2 separate regions of the Homo sapiens genome follow, and region 1 is linked to region 2. Evidence: chromatin loops called from intact Hi-C (ENCODE). Cell type or tissue: IMR-90. All regions are shown on one strand. Links, peaks and the distances in the headings refer to the core of each region. The heading gives the core; the rest is flanking DNA.

The links. Hi-C counts contacts between places; a loop is a spot of excess contacts. Peaks named below come from ENCODE experiments on the same cell type or tissue, not always from the same donor. Only the 100,000 strongest peaks of a DNase experiment are listed, where the experiment ranks them.
Region 1: it touches region 2 in a loop (3-fold over the local background); 4 of 110 quality-filtered maps call a loop at or near these places.

Annotation. Positions count from the first base shown.
Region 1 is chr5:93,571,139-93,578,558 of GRCh38, forward strand. All of the region lies in intron 1 of NR2F1-AS1 (NR2F1 regulatory antisense RNA 1), which reads right to left. It overlaps LOC124901026 (a long non-coding RNA gene), which reads left to right and starts at 544. Exons shown (of 3, transcript XR_007058871.1): 1 at 544-636; 2 at 744-874; 3 at 3,597-3,679. In IMR-90, for the core only: no CTCF peak of the experiment used is centred there; no DNase peak of the experiment used is centred there; H3K4me3 peaks cover 322 bases; H3K27ac peaks cover 1,132 bases.
Region 2 is chr5:93,499,767-93,507,986 of GRCh38, forward strand. All of the region lies in intron 4 of NR2F1-AS1 (NR2F1 regulatory antisense RNA 1), which reads right to left. Among named protein-coding and RNA genes, the nearest start is that of NR2F1-AS1, 77 kb to the right of the region's middle. RefSeq lists an enhancer at 5,434-5,934. In IMR-90, for the core only: no CTCF peak of the experiment used is centred there; a DNase peak (open chromatin) is centred at 4,185; H3K27ac peaks cover 402 bases.

The DNA of each region.
Region 1 (7,420 bases), core at 2,049-6,048, 71 kb after region 2:
AGGGGCCGCCACAGGCACCTTAGGACCCTGGCGGCCTGAAGGCCTGGGGCCTTCAGGAAAGCCTCGGGCACTCCCAGCGGGGGACCTAGCGCCAGGTCACGATTCCATTCGGGGCGGGGAGCTTCTAAGCAGGAGTTGCTGACCAAGGAAAGAGTCTGGACCCGGGACCTCATCCCTGAGGACCAGACCACGACCTTGGAGCTCAGCTCTCAGTCCTTCCCGGCTAGGGATGCGGAGGGGTCGGGAGCTCGACGGCTAAGCGGCAGGGAATCCTGAGTTCCTAGAGATCTACAGAAAGCAGAAGAACGACACTAGATGAGACTAGACAGTGACGGCGGAAGGACGGAACCACATGGAGACTGACACACTTTGCGAGTTGGGACTCAATTGCATTTCTTTAAGTCCTTGATTCCGAAGTTTCCCCGCCCTCCTATGCAAGAGCGTTTGGGGAAACTAAGTTCCTTAGACTCTTTCATCCTTGTTATGTGAGCTCAGGGAGGAAGGCAGACAATAGCTGCAGCCTAAACACCTGCTATCTCTCAATGCAATAAGATATAGACGGTGATTGGAGTCGTTTCTCTTTTTGCTTCCAGAGGGAGCTCAAACCTGAAGCATCAAGGTTATCTTTTTCCAAAGGTAAAACAAGAGACTTGCAAAACCTGCTAGGGACACCACAGCTCACATCTGGAGGGGGTTCCCCTTTGCAAACGGAAAAGGCAATATGATTTTTTTTTTCATTTTAGGATTTGTGTGAACCTAAGTTCGGTACCTGCGACGAGTAAAAACACTTATTTGACCCTCTAGAGACTCAGCTAGAACTGACTGAGCAAAGGGAAATCGGGCAAAAGAAAGGGAAGGTACTGAGGAGAAAACGGTAAGCGGAGGTCTGGGGTGGGATAGTGCGCAGGGGTTCCTCTGACCGGGCGGCGGGACCCAGCTGCCGCGCAGGTAAATCCCAATACGCCTGGCACTGGGGTTCTGGACAGACTTGGTCTAAATACAGCCACGTGCTCGGGGCTGCTGTGCTCCAGCTGTGCGTTTCGGAGCGGTTTGCGCGCACGCGCACGTACACACACTCACACGGGCGCGTGCCTCTGTCCTGGCGCTGGGGCCTGAGGTTGTCCAAGCAGCGGAACCCCCCTGTTCCCGCCGGCCACTTGATGATGTCGCTCAAACTAGATACGGGGTCTCTCTAGTCAAGGAGGGCGGGCAGACAGAGGCGCCCGGCTTGTGGGTATCCAGCCCCACGTAGGGGAAGGGCTCATAGAGGGGCAGAGCCCAGGGAGAAGCGACATGCCCCCGGCTCCGTGCTCCTCTTCGCCTATCGGCCGGGTCACCTGTCAGCCGGTGCTCTCTCGGCTGGCTCCCCGTCCCTCCTCGCTCCCCGCAGCCACGCAACAACGCGCTGTCAGCCCGAGCTGGGCGCCTTGGCCTCTTTCTGGTGCCCCAGCCCTGCGAGCCAGGGCTCACCCCACACTGACGCTTCCAGGTACAAACACCACCAGCGCCGTTATTCCAGACTCCAGATCCCTGCCTTTTCCCCCCACCGAGCAAAGACAGGCCGGTGTTTGGGGGTGGTTGTTGTTCTTTTAAAAGTATATTAAAGGATCATTGGCGTCTCCCTGTCAAGTCATTACGCCTTTATCCCCATCAATTAACCACACCTCAGAGGGCTGCTATTAAGAGCTCAAATGAGCTGCAAAAGTAGGTATCCCGTTTCAGGCAGATGTTGTTATCTCCCGCTGAGAGGCGCGGCCGGCGGGGCCGGATCCTCCGCTTCCCGCGACTGCCGGAGTCGCGCTGGACTAGGCTGACCGCGCAGGGCGGCGAGGCTGGAAGGGAGGTCTCCGCCCGACAATGCGCAGGTGCCAGAGGAGCCAGGAGGAGTGAGAAGCGCCCTAGACCCGCGGCCTCAAGCGCCATGCACGTCAAGGGGAAGTGACTCCGGAGTTGTGCCAGGAAGAACACCAAGAACGAGCTGTGCGTTTTTGCGCAGAGAAGTAGTCTTCGCAAGACCGCAGCTCCCTGCCGAAGGCCCAGAAAGGGAGTGCGGGGGAGAGGGCAAACTAGTGAGTTTGGCTGGCAGTGCTCCCCCGACACACCCCACTTTCTTTTCCTGCCACTCCAGACTCCTTCCCGGCAGCGGGCCTCCAGAACCCCTTGTTGGTAAAGGCGAGGTGCTGTGGGGATGCAGGATATGGAATTAGGGAATTCGGGACGGAAACGTAGCGTTTAGGACAAAGGGGATTCACTGGGGACTTCCGCGGCCTTTGCCCAGATGCGCCTTTCCACCCTTTCTCACTCCAGTCACTCCCGAGGACTTGGGGCACGACTATCACACGCAACTGGGAGATCCTGGAAGACGGAGGAAAAACGAACAAGGGGACATGGCCCTCACTGCAGTGACAGGGCTTTCCTTCAGTCAGTGGCCACAATAAATTTAACCAAGGCTAAAGGAGATTAATTTCCCAGCATAATCCAATTAAAAGATTTCTAAAGTAATCTTTTGCGAAAATGAAAAGTGCGCGACTAAAGAGGGGACTGGTTTTGATGACAGTGATTTATCGCCTCAGCACAGCACGCACGGGACGCTGTCTCTCCAAGCGATTTGACCAGAGCATCCCGTCCTCGCCTCCTGTCCAAACCTTCCTCTTCCTGAAAGACAGCCATCTATCACGCCAACCTGGGCAGGAGAGAATGTGCAAGGGGCTGGGGCGGCTTACAAGCACCACAGACCTTTTTAAGTGCTATTAGATTTATGGTCTCTTTTTCGACACCCATCCAGAGTAATTAGCACATATGTTCTAAATAGATGATAGTTTTGTGAGCAATAAAGCAATTACCCATCGTTGGAGCTGACAGTTCCTCCAACTAAACTCCAACCAGCAGCTAATTGGAAAAGTCATTTCAGCTCCATTGTCTGCAATTAGTCCTGCTAAACTACTACACCCCAACTAGCTGGTTTGAGTTTAATTTATTCAATGTTGTGTTTGCATGGACAAGCCTTTGCCACGAAGGGACTTGCCTTTTGCCCCTCTAGACTGCGCCCAGGGACTAGAAGAGCAAGTGGGAGTGAGCAGCCGATATCTGGGGGCTGGGATGGCCCCCGGGGGAGGAGGCACCCGACTGGGCCTCAGCTTCAAGGTTAGTTGTCCAGCGGCTGAAAGCCTGCAGAGAAAACCATTGTTTCTCCTGCTAGACAGTAACCGGAGAAAACTGCTCAGTTCATGCTACCAAAACCTTTATTTAAAAAATTAGAAATTGTCACCACAGAGAAAGCGACTGGGTTCTCAACTCACCCCTTGTTCACACATCCAGTCATGACCCTGGGCCACCACATCATCCCTAAGGAATAAACATAGAGTCAGACCGCCAAAACAGAAAAGTTCTGAGCCCTGGGGGAGTGGGGGACAGGTTTCAACTCTGGGAGTGATTCGTGGAAAGAAAAGAAAAGAAAGGTCAGGAAGCCCAGCCTCTGCCTTAGCCACTCTGAGTTTAAAGCCACTTTCCCCTTAAAAGTGGGGTTTCTCTGTGACTTTGTTTGATTTTTTTCCCCTTCCTTTCTTATATTTTTTTTCTTCCTTTCTTTCTAAAAGTTAAGCCCAACAGGTCCAGGATTTGTGCACAGTGAGTGGAAAAAATGTGTTAAACGTCGGTTTGACGCCCCACCGGAGCTTCCAAATATCCAGCGGCTGGGATTCTTCTACTTAATTTAATCTTTATTGGACAGGGCGGCTCCTATGCTCCTATTCACTAGGAAACCCGGGGAAACATATCCGTTGGGGTTCAGAATTGAGGGTGGGAAGGAGAGGAGTTAAAGAGGGATTAATCCTCCCCCACCCAACTTCAAACTTTAGAACTGCAATCGCCTGCAGCCTGGGGGGGTGTCCCCCAAGTCCCAGCCCTGACAGCCCAGGGTCTCTGCGATCTGGAGCCAGAGGAAGAGAGGTTGGCAGGTTGAGATGGGAACTTGTATCCCTAGTAACCAAGTATTCCCTTGATGGAATTTTACATTAAAGTGTCCCAAGCTCTGGGAGCAATGAGAATTTTACTTAGAAGAACATGGGGTGGGGGGAGCATCCTCCTCTTAGGAGGTAAAGCCCAGTGCTTTCAGTCCTAGAAATCCAATGTCCTTTTCTGGATTATCATTCATATTAAATGTCCTGGGAGATGTTTTTCTTTTTGAAGTAAATACTATAACAATGCCTGGAAGACAACTTGGACATTTTAACCAGCATGTGAGACTTCCTAAGATAATTCCTATTTCAAATAAATTATGATAAATTGCTCAGCTTCAAGAATTTGGAGACGTGTCTATAGCATGTAAAACTTTTAAACTGCCTAATGTCAGGCTCTTATTTTCCACTATTTATTGTATTTTAACCAATTTAACTCCAAGCAAAAAGAAAAAATTGTGGGGAGAAATTGAAAGTAAAGGTCTTGTCTTGCCCCATTACCTCCCACCTGTCACACAATCTCCTCCCCCTGAAGAGAAATCCTCCTGTCACTGTGACTTCCAGTTGAAAACAGAAAGGAAATAAGATGACTTCTGGAAAAAGCTGTCCATTGTGTTCTTAATTGTTTGCTTTTTTTTTTCAGTACTTAAATATGCCCAGAGAGTGAGGGCATGAAAAAGCTAAATGAAGAGTCAGCTGAAAGTATCACCTAGACTGCTTGTTAGAGAATTCTAAGGTAGACGTGTGTGCATACTTATGCATGAGGGTAAAATAACCTACCTAATCATCGCCCCCCATGTATGGGAAATATTGACATATATATCCATGAACTGAAAAATCTTTAAGTACATGTGTGCAGAGATTCAGTTCTATGAAAGCTCAGCTAGCTGTCCGCATGCATGTATTCACTTCTGGAGTAAAGGCATTTTTGTTGCTCCCATAGTTTCTTTCCATTAAGAGCGATTAGATGATGTCTATTCAAAGTTGCTGATCCAGAGAGAAAATAAGAGTAGATAAAAGGAGATTTCAAGTGACCTCCTCATCCCTTTCACACCAACCTGAGCCCTAGAATAGCCAAGGATCAACTAACACAAAAGCCCTTTCCTTTCTCTTTTCAGCTTCAGAAGACTTTATGCAGGGGGGTAACAATAAAACATAGAACGATCCCCGAGTTTTGTTAGATCATGCATTCAGAATACTTTATTAACTCCCCCCAAAGATGGGCTAGGTTTATTTTCCACCTTTGAAATGGGTAAATAAAATATATATAGCATAACAAAGGGCATAATTGTTTACTGTTCTATTGCTTATATCAGTGGTGTCCTATGCTTGTGCTTTTTTTTTTTTTTCATTTAAACTTTAGCTAAACCTCCTCTCTCCTCAACGATGGAGGACATTGTAATAAATATATCTTTCCACTGACAGTTTAGAAGGAAATGTTAGGTTTATTATTTAGATCAACGTTCTGATAGGTAAATACAATTGCAACATGACTGGTAACACCAGCAGACCTGCTGGCTTTTTGAGCCAATACTTTTCCACTAGTTTATCTCATAGGCAGTAAAGAAAGTGACATTAAACACTGAAACATATTAGAGCAGTCTTTAGTCAGTGAAATATCCAACTCAGATCTACTTCTGATGGGCTAATCCTGTAGTAGAAGAAATAGGTGCTCTGACAGGTAACTATTAAGGGAAATGATTATGTAGAGCAGTTGATTGTATTCTCAGGGTACTCCAACAACCTTCAGACTCATTTCAAAACTTCAACTTTCATCCAAACCTAATCCATTTTCCCTGGAAAGAATAGCCATGCGGTTTTATTCTTCACTCAAGCTGGGTATTTAAAATAAATAAATTTTATAACATAAAAGTCTTCAATTATTTCCTTTTTTCTTTTTGCATAAATGCATTTAGATAGCTAAGACTTGATTTTTATAAAAAGTAAATATTTGGCTCTAGCTTCACTGGTGTGCTAAGAATGATTGTCACTTTTCCTCCTCTAAAAAGGCTCGATTTGCATCCAAAGGTCAGTGCTTGCTCTCCTGCCGTCCTTCCTCCTGCTGCTTCTCCTGGGCCCTCTAACTGGGGGCCTAGGCCAAAAGGAGAAGTGCTTCCCTTATCTCTCTTTTTCAAAACACGTGCTTTAAATGACCGGTTTGAGATAGAAAACTAAACTAAGGTACAGCACTTATCTCTGAGCATTTCGACCCAAAGGTGACAAAGAAGAAATGCCTGGGCTACCAGAGCGATAGTAAACCCTGGAGTCTGTTGGGTTCATGGTTTGACTATATGTGCACGCTAAGGGTAGGCAGTCCACCAGAAGCCTGACTCCTAACTTGGCCTATCCACCTGGTTTTTTGTTGATAAAGGCAGAACTTTTTACAACTAGGCAGCCACAATATAGGCTGGGTTCAGTCTTGGGGGTAAAGATTTCTGAGATAGGCTGGGGTTTAGTTTGTTTGTTTTGGTTTTGTGTTTTAGTAATCACAAAACATTAGATGGGCATTCCTGCACCTCTCTCCACCCTTTCTTCCAAAAGATCTGTGTGAGACCATTTTAAATACATCTTCAACTATGTCCTTCCTGGCTTTAATCTCATGCCAGGGGAGACTAATTGATTCAGCACCTTTCAAATAAGCTCTTTGGGAAAGGTCTGCAGCAAGATCAGAGGCACTGACCTTTTTCTCAATGATTGCAGGCATGTTCATCTCTCCAGATGGGCTCGATAAAACGGGGTTAGTTCTGTTCTGTGGTCTTGCTAAACAGAATAATACCATTTTTAACGATTTTGAGGTAGGGAAGAGGTATAAAAGAGAATTTCCTACACATATCTGATCATTTGTAGGGTCCCATGGCTCTTGAACTAGATTTAGAAAATGTTTTTACAAGGCCACTTTTGTTCAGTGTGACTTACCAAAAAGCTAAAATGAATGACTTTCGGGAGACCAAGATATCAATATCAAAAAAAGCCCATAGAATTAGTGAAAAATGGTTCAGCCTCGTGGTAAGAAAGATATGGAGGGAGAGGATATGTTAACAGACAGACAGTCCGCTTAGATCCGGATTCTGGGGCCTGGAACGCAAGTCAACCCTGAATGTGCAGCCAAACCGATCTGTGCTTCTCTTCCTCTCTCACCAGATCACAATTTACTGGGTGGCAAGCTGGGAGAGATCAAGCTTTGTCTGGTATGTCTTTTAAAACGTGATTAACGCTGAGCTTGATGCTAGCAGCCCGCAAGGGGTACTATAGGCTTACAGCCTAATTCCTTTCCCCAAGCGGAGCGGTACCTTCTCATCGCCTTTTTGGGGAACTACACTAAAGATCTAGTGTGCACTGAACAGGTCTGTGGGAACCAGGAAGGCAGAGGAAGGAAGGGAGGCTCCCGGGAGCCCAGGCCCCGGCAAGGCCCTTACAGTTCCCAGACCCGCCAAACCGAAAGAGAGACCCTGGAGAGGGCTGAG
Region 2 (8,220 bases), core at 2,136-6,135:
AAAAGTTTTTGAAGGAAATTAAAAGTGCTACTCCTGTGAACACATGAATGATAAGAAAGCAAAACAGCCTTATTGCTGATGCAGAGAAAGCTTTAGGGGCCTGGATAGAAGATCAAACCAGCTACAGCATTCCCTTAAGCCAAAACCTAATCCACATCAAGAATCCAATTTTCTTCAATTCTATGAAGGCTAAGAGAGGTGAAGAAGCTGCGAAAGAAAGATTGGGAGCTAGCAGAGGTTGGTTCACGAGGTTTAACGAAAGAAGCCATCTCCAGAACAAAAAAGCACAAGATGAAGCAGCAAGTGCTGATGTAGAAGCTGCAGCAAGTTATCCAAAGATCTAGCTAAGATCACTGACAAAGATGGCTACACCAAACAACATATTTTCAATGTAGATGAAACAGCCTTCGGTTGAAAGAAGATGACACCTAGGCTTTCACAGCTATAGAGGAGAGGTCAATGCCTGACTTTAAAGCTTCAAAGGACAGGCTGACTCTTGCTAGGGGCTAATGCAGCTGGTGACTTTAGGTTGGAGCCAATGCTCATTTGCTATTCCAAAACACTGGGGCCCTTAAGAATTATGCTAAATCTTTTGTGCCTGTGCTCTATAAATGGAACAACAAAACTTAGATGACAGTACATCTGTTTACTGCATGTTTTACTGAATATTTTAAGCCTTTCAATGAGACCCATTGCTCAGGGGAAAAAAAAAAAGATTCCTCTCAAAATAGTACTGCTCATTAACAATGCACCTGATCACCCAAGAGCTCTGATGGAGATGACAAAAAGATTCACATTGTTTTCTTGACTGCTAATACAACATCCATTCTGCAGCCCATAGATCAAGGAGTAATTTTGACTTTCAAGTCTTACTAAATTTTTTTTTCTTGAAACAGGGTCTTGCTCTGTTGCCCAGGCTGGAATATGCTGGCACAATCTCAGCTCACTACAACCTCTGCCTCCCAGGTTCAAGAGATTCTAGTGCCTCAAAGCCTCCTGAGTAGCTGGGACTACAGGTGTGTGCCACCATGCCCAGCAAATTTTTTGTATTTTTTGTACAGAACTCCTGTACTCCTGAGCTCAGGCAATCTGCCTGCCTCGGCCTCCCAAAGTGATAGGATTACAGTGTGAGCCACCTGCGCCCTACCTCAAGTCTTATTAATTAAAAAATACATTTTGTAAGGCCATACCTGTCATAGATAGCGATTCCTCTGATGGATCTGGGCAAAGTCAATTGAAAGCCTTCTGGAAAAGATTTCTCATTCTAGATGCTATTAAAACATCCATGTTTCATAAAAGGAGATCAAAATATCAACATGAGCAGGAGTTTGGAAGAAGTTGATTCCAAGCCTCATGGATGACTGAGGGGTTCAAGATGTCAGTGGAAGAAATAACTGCATGTATGACAGAAATAGCAAAAGAACTATAATTAGAAGTAGAGCCTAAAGATGTGACTGAATTGCTGTAATCTTACGATAAAACTTTTAAAAATGAGGAGTTGCTTCTCATGAATGAGCAAAGAAAGTGAGTTGTTTTTTTTTTTAGTAAGGTTTTTGTTGTTGTTGTTGTTGTTGTTGTTGTTTGGGGGAATTTTTTTTTTTTTTTGAGACAGGTTCTTGCTCTTTCACCCAGGCTGGAGTGCAGTGGTGCAATCTGGGCTCACAGCAACCTCCGTGTCCTGGGTTCAAGTGATTCTCCTGCCTCAGCCTCCTGAGTAGCTAGGATTACAGGTGTCCACCACCATACCCAGCTAATTTTTGTATTTTTAGTAGAGACTGAGTTTCACTATGTTGTCCAGGCTGGTCTCGAACTCCTGACCTCAAGTGATCCACCTGTCTCTGCCTCCCAAAGTGCTGAGATTACAGGTATGAGCCACCATACCCTGCCAAAAGTGGTTTTCTGAAATAGAATCTACTTCTGGTGAAGATGCTATTATATGTACATTGTATCATTGTTGTGAACAACAAAGTATTTGAAATATTCCATAAACTTAGTTGATAAAGCAGCAGCAGGGTTTGAGAGAACTAACTCCAATTTTGAAAGAAGTTCTATTGTGGCATAAAATGCTCTCAAACAGTGTCATATGCTACAGAGAAATTTTTCATGAAAGACAGAGTCAATCGATAGGGCAAACTTCATTGTTGTCTTATTTTTTAAAAATTGCCACAGCAACCCCAACCTTCAGCAACCACAACCTTGATCAGTCACCAGCCATCAACACTGAGGAAAGACCCTCTATCAGCAAAAAGACTACAACTCACTGAAGGCTCAGATGATTGTTAGCAATTTTTAGGAATAATGTATTTTTAAATTAAAGTATGTAAACTGTTTTTTTAGACATAATGTTTTTCTACTGCACATATATAAATAGACTGCAGTATAGTGTAAACATAACTTTTATATGCACTGGGAAACCAAAAAATGTGTGAGACTCACTTTATCGCAATATCCACTTTAATATTACAGTGGTCTGGAGCTGAACTTGCAATATCTCTGAGGTATGTCTGTAAACACATTTGATCTACTTGCAACATGACAGTGAACTGCGCTTTCTCCAAACACAGAGAAATGCTAGAAAACATCTAACCCCCAAAAAAGGTATATAGCTTAGAAATACCCAGGGTTCAACAAAGAGGTAACCCAAAGCCAAAGTTACAAGAGTATATGCAGACAGCATAACAACTTAAGAACATATAACGTAGAAACTGAACCTAGGGGCCAGTAGCTAAGGTTTTAAGGTCCATCTGTCAGGACAGGATATGTGGTTTGGGGCCCATGTAAGTAGTGAAGTTAGAATGAAATAACTGAGGTACCTGAATAAAAGGTTCAGATATTCAAAAGATGGCTTATTCCATTGAAAAGGGATATTAAAAGCAAAAACAAAATATTTACTCACTAGCCCAGGAGAGCAGTTTTTTTGCCAGTTCTCTGCCAAAAGCTCTGGGTAGGAAAAAGTTTTCTATAACCAATCAAACCCTAAAGATAGGTTTGGGGCCCATGGTATGATGGTAATCCCATGCCAGATAAGAAATAGCTGCTAGTAAGGAATTTTATATAATGTTATAGTGTAATTGCTAAGAAATATTATCAAATGAAAAAAACTAGGGGCTGGACAGTGTCAATAGTATGCCTGCATTTATCTAAGAAAACAATACAAATTTAATTCCATTTTAAAAGCAGACACAAAAGAAAGATAAATCAAAAGCTAATTACATTGTTTACCTATGGGAAAGGAGAGAAAAGGGCAAAGTGAGAAGGATAGAAACTAGACTTCACCAAATTTACCTCATTTTCTAGTTTTGACTCTGAAACTATAAAAATTTCTAACATAATTATAAAGCAAAACTGAATCAAGAATGTTAAAAACTATTCCCAAAATTTGAAAGTAAAATGAAATAAACTAACTTATGTATCAAGTTGCTAGCTTAAACATGGAGAACAATTATTTCAAGTGACATTAAACAGAGTAATTTGATTATAAATTCTAAGTGGGATATACAGCAAGAACCAAAAGAACTGTAAAAAAATTGTAAACTGTTTCCCAGTAACCATATTGTTAGTAATAGCATTGGTATTGTTACACTGATATTAAAATAGAGATTAATTTCATTAATGTTATTATACTAGGAACCAAGAGTTTTAGCGTAAGAGGGAAAAAAACACAAACATAAAACCAAAAATGTTAAGTAAAACTTCTATAATCCCAAATTCGAAATAGAAAAGTTTTTTAGAACAAACTGTTTGCAATGTTGGCCTTGTGAACTTGGATTTCGAAGTGTTGCCACCAGTCCCAGAACTAATAAGAGAGGTCACTGTGCCTAAACAGTTTGTACAACGTGGTTTAAACTAAACACCTCCTCTCTTTCTGAGAGTCTGGAATTTTGTATATGCCAGGCAGAGGATGCCTAGATAAGCAGCCTCTAATAAACATCCTGGGCACAAAGTCTCCAGTGAGCTTCCCTGGTAGACATTTCACATGTGTTGTCACAACTTGTTCCTGAGGGAATTAGGTTCATCCTGTGTGACTCCATGAGCAGAGGACTTTTCAAGGCTTGTGGCTGGTTTCCTCCAGACTTTGCTCCATTTGCCTTTTCCCTTTACTGGTATTGCTTTGTATCCTTTGCTATAATAAATCACACATGAGCATGGCTATATGCTGAGTCCTGTGAGTCCTCCTAGTGAGTCACTGAATCTGGGGGTTGTCTAGGAATTCCTAAGACAGTGGGAAACTTTGCAGACTAATAAGCTGGTTTCCTCAACAAATAAATTGCACAAGACAAAAAGGAGGAAAAAAAATCTTGTAAAGAAATTTAATAATAAATTTTTAATTCTAATTTTTTGTTTCAGTTCCTCTAAATATGGCAAATACTGATTGGAACAAAAAATTACAATTTGTTATTCAGAAGCCATAAAATTCAAAAAAAGTTAAATAAATTGCAGATCATTGTTGTATAAGTCCATGTCATTTATACTCTTGAAGTCATTTAAGCTTAAAACTGCACTAAGACTTTTGGAATATTCTGTACAAACAAACTAAATTTGACTAAAGAAGAATATAGAAAACATGAACATATTCAAGATATCAAAGAAATTAATTCAGCAGTCAAAAATATGATGAAAACCTCAGTCAAAAGTTTATAGACAAGTATCACCAAATCTTAAAGAAACAGGTAACCCCTATTTTAAGCATGATATTCCAGAGAATAAAAAATAGGAAAAGCTATCCAGCTCATCTTATAAGACTAGGGTATTAGTCCATTTTCATGCTGCTGATAAAGGCATACTCGAGACTGAGAAGAAAAAGAATTGAAAGAATTGAACTTACAGTTCCACATGGCTGGGGAGGCCTCAGAATCACGGTGGGAGGCAAAAGGCACTTCTTACATGGCAGCAGCAAGAGAAAATGAGGAAGAAGCAAAAGTGGAAACCCCTGATAAACCCATCAGATCTCCTGAAACTTAGTCACTGTCATGAGAATAGCACAGGAAAGATCAGCCCCCATGATTCAATTACCTCCCCCTGGGTCCCTCCCACAATACATGGGAATTCTGGGAGATACAATTCAAGTTGATATTTGGGTAGGGACACAGCCAAACCATATCATCCTGCCCCTGGTCCCACCAAATCTCATGTTCTTACATCTCAAAACCAATCATGCCTTCCCAACAGTCCTCCAAAGTCTTAACTCATTTCAGTATTAACCTAAAAGTCCACAGTCGAAAGTCTCATCTGAGACCAGGCAAGTCCCTTCCGCCTATAAGCCTGTAAAATCAAGAGCAATCTAGTTACTTCCTAAATACAATGGGGGTACAGGTATTGGGTAAATACAGCTGTTCCAAATGAAAGAAATTGGCCAAAACAAAGTGGTTACAGGGCCCATGCAAGTCCAAAATCCAGTAGGGCAGTCAAATTAAATGATCTCCTTTGACTCCAGGTCTCACATTCAGGTCATGCTGATGCAAGAGGTCGGTTCCCATGGTCTTGGGCAGCTCCATCCCTGTGGCTTTGCAGGGTATAGCCTCCCTTCCCAGCTGCTTTCACAGGCTAATGTTGCGTGTCTGCAGCTTTTCCAGGTGCATGGTGAAAGCTGTCAGTGGTCTACCATTCTGGGGTCTGGAAGACGGTGCCCCTCTTCTCACAGCTCCACTAGGAAATGCCCCAGTAGGAACTCTCTGTAGGGACTCCAACCCCACATTTCCCTTCTGCACTGCCCCAGCAGAGGTTCTCCATGAGGGCCCTGCCCCTGCAGCAAACTTTTGTCTGTGCATCCTGGAGTTTCCACACATCTTCTGAAATCCAGGCAGAGGTTTCCAAACCTCAATTCTTGACTTCTGTGCCCTTGCAGGCTCAATACCACTGGGAAGCTGCCAAGGCTTGGGGCTTCCACCCTCTGAAGCCACAGCCCAAGCTTTACATTGGCCCCTTTCAGCCATGACTGGAGCGGCTGGGACAAAAGGCACCAAGTTCCTAGGCTGCACACAGCATGGGGACCCTGGGCCTGGCCCCAAAACCACATTTTTCTTCCGGGCCTCCAGGCTTGTGATGGGAGGGCCTGCTGTGAAGGTCTCTGACATGGCCTAGAGACATGGCCTGGAGACATTTTCCCCACGGTCTTGGGGATTAACATTAGGCTCCTTGCTACTTATGCAAATTTCTGCAGCTGGCTTGAATTTCTCCTCAGAAAAATGGGTTTTTCTTTTCTACTGCATCATGAGGCTACTGAATCATCAGGAACTTTTATGCTCTGTTTCCCTTTTAAAACAGAATGCTTTTAACAGCACCCAAGTCACTTTTTGAATGCTTTGCTGCTTATAAATTTCTTCTTCCAGATACCCCAAATCATCTCTCTCAAGTTCAGAGTTCCACAAATCTCTAGGGCAGGGGCAAAATGCCACCAGTCTCTTTGCTAAAACGTAACAAGAGTCACCTTTGCTCCAGTTCCCAACAAGTACCTCATCTCCATCTGAGATCATCTCAGTCTGGACCTTATTGTTCATATCACTATCAGCTTCTTTTCAAAGCCATTCAACAAATTTCTAGGATGTTCCAAACTTTCCCACATTTTCCTATCTTCTTCTGAGCCCTCCAAACTGTTCCAATCTCTGCCTGTTACCCATTTCCAAAGTCGCTTCCACATTTTCAGGTATCTTTTCAGCAACACCCCACTCTACTGGTACAAATTGACTGTATTAGTCTATTTTCATGCTGCTGATAAAGATGTACCCAAGACTGGGAAGAAAAAGAGGTTTAATTGAACTTACAGTTCCACATGACTGGGGAGGCCTCAGAATCATGGCAGGTGGTGAAAGGCATTTCTTACATGGCAGCAGCAAGATAAAATGAGGAACAAGCAAGCCCATCATATTTCGTGAGACTTAGTCTCGTGATAAACCCATCATATTTCGTGAGACTTAGTCACTATCATGATAATAGCATGGGAAGGACCAGCCCCCATGTTTCAATTAGCTCCCCCGGGTCCCTCCCAGAACACATGGGGATTCTGGGAAATACAATTCAAGTTGAGATTTGGGTGGGGACACAGCCAAACCATATCAACTAGTATAATCTCAACGTGGCAAAAATGGATAAGAAAAGACTATAGGCAGGCTCATTTACTAATAGAGATGAAAATATTCAACATAAATTAATGAATTTAATTGATTTAGTCAAGCAAAGTGTGTCCATCTATATCATCTAAATGTCTATGTCTACATACACATATCTACTTAACTGTGTCATAATCAAGTAAGATTTATCCCAGGAATTCAAGGATAGACTGACATTGCTAAATTTAGTAATGTAATCTGCCATATTAACAGATTTAGGAGAAAAACCATAAGATCATTTCAAAAGACACAGGAAAAAAAATTCAACATCCATATATTATATTAAGAAACTTTTAGCAAACTAAGAATACAAGAAAATTCTCTTAACCTGATATTTAATAGTAAAATTTTAAAGCATTCTCTTTAAAATCAGAAACAAGATAAAAATGTGTGTTAGTACTGCTTCTAGTTAGGCCTATACAGGAAATCCTAACCAGTTTTTTGGGATTTGGGGTTTTTTTTGTTTTGTTTTGTTTTGTTTTGTTTTGTTTTGTTTTGTTTGGAGACGAAGTCTCGCTCTTGTTGCCCAGGCTGGAGTGCAATGGCACGATCTCGGCTCACTGCAACCTCTGCCTCCCAGGTTCAAGCGACTCTCCCACCTCAGCCCCCCAAGTAGCTGGGATTACAGGTGCCTGCCACCATGCCCAGCTAATTTTTGTATTTTTAGTAGACACGAGGTTTTACCATGTTGGCCAGGCTGGTCTCAAACTCCTGACCTCAGGTGATCAGCCTGCCTCGGCCTTCCAAAGTGCTGGGATTACAGGCATGAAACACCATGCCCAGCCCCTAACCAGTTTTAAAAGTATAAGAATTGAAAAAATAAAAATTATTATTTACAAATAACATGATTATACAGAAGATCCAAGAGAATCTACAAACTGTCAAAACTAATGAGACAATTCAACAAGGTTACTGGGAATAAGATCAATATACAAAAAATTAATAGCATTCCTACACAGAGGCAATATCCAAGCATAAATATAATAAAACATCTCATTCCAATAGAAACAAAATCATAATGTACCTAGAATATATCTAACAAAATCTGACTAAAACTTCTATGGAGGAAATTCTAAAACTTTAACATCAGGCATAAATGGAAACTTAAATGAAT